2 separate regions of the Homo sapiens genome follow, and region 2 is linked to region 1. The links are chromatin contacts, found by Hi-C in ENCODE. All regions are on one chromosome and are shown on one strand. Each heading gives the region's core, a stretch centred on a gene start or an enhancer-like site at or near the end of the contact. The rest is flanking DNA. Distances are from core to core; before and after follow the strand shown.

Region 1 (3,509 bases), core at 611-3,110:
ACCTCAGCCTCCCAACGTGCTGGGATTCCAAGTGTGAGCCCCTGTGCTCCACCAAGAGAAAAACTCTTTGATTGCTAGGAAGTTGGGATAAAGAAATTGTGCTGTGATCAAGCCACCTTCTGTGTCATAGAACCAAAAGAAGACCGCCTGCTATGGCAAGATGGCCTAATTTTATTCCTGCCTCATACTATCATGGATAATCGTTTTCCTTTCTCTAGCAGGTTTGTGTCACTGGGAGTACTGGGAGCATTATCCTGTGTTGTGCTGGGGTTATACCAAGCAGTGTTAACTTTATTTAAAGAATTCAGGCAGAAAGATTAGAGAATTTAAGTAGCAATTGTATATGGTAAGCAATACAGTAACCTTAATAAAAATTAATGATGGCCGGGTACGGTGGCTCACGCCTGTAATCCCAGCACTTTGGGAGGCCGAGGCGGGCGGATCACAAGGTCAGGAGATCGAGACCATCCTGGCTAACACGGTGAAACCCCGTCTCTACTAAAAATACAAAAAATTAGCTGGGCGTGGTGGCAGGCGCCTGTAGTCCCAGCGACTGGGGAGGCTGAGGCAGGAGAATAGCGTGAACCCAGGAGGCGGAGTTTGCAGTGAGCGGAGATCGCACCATTGCACTCCAGCCTGGGCGACAGAGCGAGACTCCGTCTCAAAAAAATAAATAAATAAATAAAAAATAATGTGTATTTTATCAATTCAGTGATAAAGCAGACCTTTGTAAACTGTCTAGCTTGTGGTGACTGATTGAGGGTATCATGAAGCTCCGCGCCCCCCCACTCCCCGACATACTCGTTCATCCTCCTCTGTCCTAAAGCGTACTTCTTTGGAAAAGTAGAGCAGTTTATGTTAGTGTACACTAGAGATGGTAAACTATGCCTTGTGGGTCAAATCGGGCCTGCTGCCTGTGTTTGTATGGCCTGTGAGCAAAGAAAGGTTTTTACATATTTAAATGGTTGGAAAAAATATTTAAAGAATGCTATTTTTGGACACAAAAAATTGTATGAAATTAAAATTTCAATGTCTGTATCTTTTTATTGGGACACAGCCACCGCCATTCCTTTAGCTTTTGTATGCAACAGCTGCAGAGTTGACTATTTGAGACAAGTTGTATGGTCCCCCCAAACTGGAACTGTTTCCATTCTGGCCTTCTACAGAAAGTATTTGGACCCTGGCCTAGATAAATCCTGGCTGGTGGTTATGTTATGTGAAATGTGCACACTGTAAAATATAGGCCTGTATGATTAAAATTTTTGATTTCAGCTACTGTTCATAGTCGATTTAAAGGGCAATTTAATTTACAGCAAATCCAGTTTCTCGGAGATTTGTGTTGGGGCTTTGGCAGCAAAAAAAAATCCTAGGAGTAATCTTGAGAGTTCCATGCCCCCTAGTGGATTGCTATAGGGTTTACTTTTAAATTTTCAAAACACTGAATTGGCCAAGGATTTCCTTGGTCCATATTATCCCAAGGGTCAGAGGCTGAAGGTCGCCTAGACCTGGGCAGATGCTCACAGGTACTGTCGTGGCCTGGGCAAATCTAGGCACGTCAGCGCTCATTTCTATTCCCTTTCCCACATTCCAGCAAACGAGACTAGGCTTGAAGGGACCCACCCTCCTCTCCTCTGATTCCTCGTGACGCCGCACTCCTCTTACTCTCCCCGGGGCTCATCCGGGGGAATGGGGCAGATTATGTCCCACCGGTTGGACAAACTAACGAGGGCGGGGAAAGGAAAAAAAAAATCAGAATAGGAAGCCAATCAGAGCTCGGTACAAGCCCAGCCAATCGGGTCGGGTCAATTGGGGCTTAGCCAATCGGGCTCGATGAGGAAGACGTGAGTCAGAGCTTGCGCCTCTCGCTTCCAGCTGTGGGTGGCGCTAGGCAGCTTCAGCCGGACCGGGTAGGGGTCCTCGCTCGCTAGCTTGCTGTTTCTCGGAGAAGCTCCCGAGTGTCCGGCCTAGAGGCCATGAGAAGGCAGTGGGGGTCTGCCATGAGGGCGGCCGAGCAGGCGGGCTGCATGGTGAGCGCCTCCCGGGCCGGACAGCCCGAGGCGGGCCCGTGGAGCTGCAGCGGGGTAATCCTGAGCCGTAGCCCGGGCCTGGTGCTTTGCCACGGGGGCATCTTCGTCCCCTTCCTGCGAGCTGGCAGCGAAGTCCTGACCGCGGCCGGCGCCGTCTTCCTGCCTGGCGACAGTTGCAGGGACGACCTGCGCCTGCACGTGCAGTGGGCCCCAACGGCCGCGGGTCCCGGGGGCGGCGCGGAGCGGGGCCGCCCAGGGCTGTGCACGCCCCAGTGCGCGAGCCTCGAGCCCGGCCCACCTGCCCCGTCCCGCGGGCGTCCCCTGCAGCCCCGGCTTCCTGCTGAGCTGCTGCTGCTGCTGAGCTGCCCGGCCTTCTGGGCCCACTTCGCGCGCCTCTTCGGGGACGAGGCAGCGGAACAGTGGCGCTTCTCGAGCGCGGCGCGGGATGACGAAGTGTCGGAGGACGAGGAGGCGGATCAACTGAGAGCGCTGGGCTGGTTTGCGCTGCTGGGCGTGCGGCTAGGCCAGGAGGAGGTGGAGGAGGAGCGCGGGCCAGCCATGGCGGTGTCGCCTCTCGGGGCCGTGCCCAAGGGTGCGCCATTGCTGGTCTGCGGCTCCCCTTTCGGCGCCTTCTGCCCCGACATCTTTCTCAACACGCTGAGCTGCGGGGTGCTCAGCAACGTGGCCGGCCCACTGCTGCTTACCGACGCACGCTGCCTGCCCGGCACCGAGGGCGGCGGCGTGTTCACCGCGCGGCCCGCGGGGGCGCTGGTGGCGCTGGTGGTGGCGCCGCTCTGTTGGAAGGCCGGCGAATGGGTGGGCTTCACGCTGCTCTGCGCCGCCGCCCCCCTTTTCCGCGCCGCCCGCGACGCGCTTCACCGCCTGCCGCACAGCACCGCTGCCCTGGCCGCCCTTCTGCCGCCAGAGGTGGGCGTCCCGTGGGGTCTGCCCCTCCGAGACTCCGGGCCCCTGTGGGCAGCCGCGGCAGTGTTGGTGGAGTGCGGCACCGTATGGGGCTCCGGAGTGGCTGTGGCACCCCGCCTTGTAGTGACCTGTCGGCACGTGTCCCCTCGGGAAGCAGCCAGGGTCCTGGTGCGCTCCACCACCCCCAAGTAAGCCCGCAGGGCTGACGCCACTTCATCCCTTTCCAGGTCTCAGATCTGGGTCCAGCCCTAATACTCTTGAGTATTGTGCAGGCCTTTCTTGTGTCACGCGGATGCTTTGGGCGTGTAGTGGGTAGAGACCTGGAACCCTCCCCTCATCCTTTATACCCAGAACCCCTGTGGGGAGAATCTGGGGCAAGGTGTCAAGCTCGAAGCAGCTCTGGATTTGGGTACTGTGGGACACCCTGAATCCGGAACAGGGCATCTTTGAGCTCCCCTCAAAGGCTGAGTTTCTTCTGGGCAGCTTCACTGTCTGATAGCCCTGCACGCCATACCCCTCGGTTCTCTGGCCCTTTGAACAGAGATTCCCTAACCCTGC
Region 2 (3,387 bases), core at 754-3,253, 5.1 Mb before region 1:
AAATTTTGGGAAATTGGGGGAGGGGGATGTAGACTGTAAAAGAACTATTTTCACATAAGTTTAATCTAAGTATCTTAAGTTTCTAATAGAAGAATTAATACAAGGCTGGGCACAGTGGCTCATGTCTGTAACGTAATCCAACCAGGCTTTGAGAGGCCACTGTGTTTACTGGGTAACACAGTGAGACCCCACCTCTACGAAAAATAAAAAAAATTAGCCAGGTGTGGCAGAGCGTGCCTGTAGTCCCAGCTACTTGGGACGTGGGAGGCTGAGGAAAGATGATCGCTTGAGCCCAGGAGGTCCAGGCTGCAGTGAGGTATAATCATGCCACTGCATCCAGCCTGGGCAACAGAGGGAGACCCTGTCTCAAAAAAATAAGTAACTCTAAATTTAAAGCAGCAAGATATTTACAATTTGCAATGATTGATCTGATTTCGCTAAGCAACCCAAACATACATTTTCACTCTTTATCTAAAACGTTTTAAAAATAAGGTTCTTACCAAATCCTTTGTTGAAAATATCTCTGGCAGCTTTGCCAAGGTCAGCATATGATGGAGGAATACACATTGCTGGTAGAAAAAAAACATTCCAGTGTTAATGTCTCTATTCTCCCACCTTCTATCCAAGAACAAGAGCATGACCCACTGCTGATATTAAAATTCAAGCAATCCCATTTGTTGGAATGTTTTTTATGCGGTCAGGAGCTACAATAGAACTATAACGACCCATAAAGGAGATACCACCAACGAATTATTTCTAAAACAGATAACCATGATTATACAAACTTGGGGAATTCGTTTCAAAACGGAAAAACAGTCTATTACCTACAGCCTCACTTCCTAGGACTGGACAAGTACAAAGAATCAAACAAGTATTTGTGTGTATGGATATTTATGTATCTGCCAAAATTCACTGAGATGAGCTGATTTAACTAAATTAGATAAAACCGAAACCTAAGACTAGGCCCTTTACCCTGATACGTCCTTTAATATCTTCGCTGAGGGGAAAACCAACACCCTGGAGTGGGAAGAGAATTTAATACTGGGAATTTAAATATTGAAACTTGGAAAAAATACTGCCATGTGTGTTTCACTCAAATGTCTACATCAACTAAATATCAAATAGCGCTTCAAACTTACTAATGTGACTCTCAAGTCCTCGGCCAATGCTGTGCTGCTTAAGGGCAGGCAATCTGAGCTCATTACACCAGCTCATTCATTCCACAAAGCACGTCCACGCCCTTAGGAGCACAAGTAATGACCTTGCGCTCTCACAAGAGGGACTGCTACTTCCTCTAGAAAAGTGATTGATCCGATCCTCCAAAGGCAGAATCCCCAATTAACAACTTTTTACTTCTATACGTCAAAGACATGTACAAAGGCTGAAAAGTCCATGCGGCCACAGACCAACTCCCCGGGCCTTGTTCCCCATTTGAAATCCAGCAGCCCAGCCCCTCCTCCGCAGAGGAGGTGGTCAGACGGTGGGGCGACCACCAAAAGCAGCCGAATTTCCAAGTTCTTGGAAAGATAGGGGGAAACAAACTGGGTTTCTGGTCGACAGGCTTCGACTCTCCGCCGCCCCATCCCGCAGAGATCCCAGCTTTACTTACGACGCGCGCAAGTCTGTCCGTGGGTCGCCATGGCGAGGCCGCGGGAAGAGGGGAATCTGCGGGAGGGACAAGAAGTGCGGTAAGCTGGGGTCAAAGGGCCAAAGGGAGATCCCGGGCAGAGAGGGGCGAGGGGCCGCGGGGCAGCGCGGCCATCTTAGGAAGCCAGGGCCGACTCCGAGTCCGGCGCGGGCCTCCGGCTTGGCCGCCGCGGCCTAGGCCCCTGGGTCGGCGTGAGGCGGGCGCGGCGGTACCTGGTGGTGTCCTGAGGGGGGCCGCCGCCACCGCTCCGCTAGCTGCTGAAGCCGCTTGGCACGCTCGCGGTCGGGCTGCAGCTCCAGCAGCTGGAGGGCGAAGTGAAGGAGACACCGTTCCGCCCGCCGCAACCCTGTCCTCTCCCAGACAGGACCCCGCCGCTGCCCCCGGGGCTGTCCGCCGCGCCTGTCCCTGCAGCGCAGCCCGCTGCCAACTCCAACCTGCTCCAGAGCGGCCACGTGGACCGACAGCGCCCCGGTCCTGCAGGTGGGCTGCCTCCGTCCGTCGGTGGGGATCCGGAAGGCAGAAGCTGCTGGGCCTTGGATCAGGCAGCTATCCGGGCAGCCTCAGAGGCGAGGGGGCGGGGAACGGCGGAGGCAGCGCGCTGGGGACCGCCTGGGAGGGGGATGGGGCGGAGGCCCCGCGCGAACGCGTCACGGACGGGGCGGGGCGTCGGCGCGTGGCCGGGGCGATAGGGCGCGGCTGCGCACCAGGGTCACGTAGATCTCTCCTACTCCCCTTACGCGCTGGTGCGGGTTCCCCCCCGAAACAAAGCCCTGCATAGGGTGCCTGCGGGGAGTCAGCTGAGCGTTACCCACGTCCATCCTAAGCTAGCGCAGCCTGCGCTTCTGAGGGACCGCTTCTCTTTCCCAGCCCAGGGAGAACGAGTGGGACACAGGGGCGCCACCTCCAGCCCCTCGCGCTCTTCTGCCCTCTTTTCCCACCTTGGTGTGACTGCCTTGCTGTGCTGGGTTGTGTGCCTGAGAGGCTTTTTGGGACTGCCTCTCCCTGAACAAATGTGAGCGGGTCCTAGCGTGCCCCACCCATTTCCACGCCGCCTTACGCTTTCTCTTCCGCGGCTCCTCCCCACTCAGGCATGGCACTGCTTCACACACGCACGGAGCCGGAGCTTGGCGAGGCAAGCCTGCTCCGGGCCCAACCTCCTCTGGATTATGGGCCTGGAGAAAATGTGGAATCATGCTGAGCAGGCGTTAGAATGCCGCACCCGAGTTCCCCGGGTGTGCAGGAAGGGTGACAGAGCTATTAGATAAAATGTATATGGGAGACCGTTAGTTTAGACTGACCTCCTGCATTAGGCCCATCAGACCAAACCAAAATGGGGTTACTCATGCTGAAGTTTCACACTACCACGCCAAAGCTAGGATCTTTATCTGACCTTCCAAGAAATCAGGAGAGAAACAGATGCTAGCCAGATCCCCAAACAGGCTGGGCGCGGTGGCTCACACCTGTAATACCAGCACTTTTGGATGCCGAGGTGGGCGGATCGCCTGAGCTCAGGAGTTCCGGACCAGCCTAGGCATAGTAATACCCTGCCTCTACCAAAAAAAAAAAAAAAAAAAAAAAAAATAGCCGGGCGTGGTGGCTGGCGCCTGTAGTCCCAGCTAATTGGGAGGCTGAGGAGGGAGGATCGCTTGAGCCTGGGAGGTTGAGGCTGTAGTAAGCTTAGATGGTGCCACTACTGCACTCCAGCCTGCCCGCTGGAGTAAGACCCTGTCTCAAAACAA

Evidence for each region. Hi-C counts contacts between places; a loop is a spot of excess contacts on that map. Pooled maps may share reads with other maps.
Region 2: a pooled map shows a loop between it and region 1 (13-fold over the local background). The contact joins the promoter of VDAC2 here to the promoter of TYSND1 in region 1. A Hi-C loop is called at or near these places in 2 of 50 pooled maps.

The regions. Positions count from the first base shown.
Region 1 is chr10:70,145,051-70,148,559 of GRCh38, reverse strand. It overlaps TYSND1 (trypsin like peroxisomal matrix peptidase 1), which reads left to right and starts at 1,860. Exons shown (of 4, transcript NM_173555.4): 1 at 1,860-3,139. The coding sequence starts at 1,974. SAR1A (secretion associated Ras related GTPase 1A) reads left to right here. Exons shown (of 7, transcript NM_020150.5): 7 at 1-1,271. RefSeq lists silencers at 2,089-2,398, 2,729-2,958 and an enhancer at 2,549-2,598.
Region 2 is chr10:75,209,412-75,212,798 of GRCh38, reverse strand. It overlaps VDAC2 (voltage dependent anion channel 2), which reads right to left and starts at 2,003. Exons shown (of 10, transcript NM_001391963.1): 1 at 1,861-2,003; 2 at 1,610-1,665; 3 at 501-569. The coding sequence starts at 1,640. RefSeq lists silencers at 1,730-2,099, 2,120-2,429 and enhancers at 2,074-2,368, 2,099-2,680.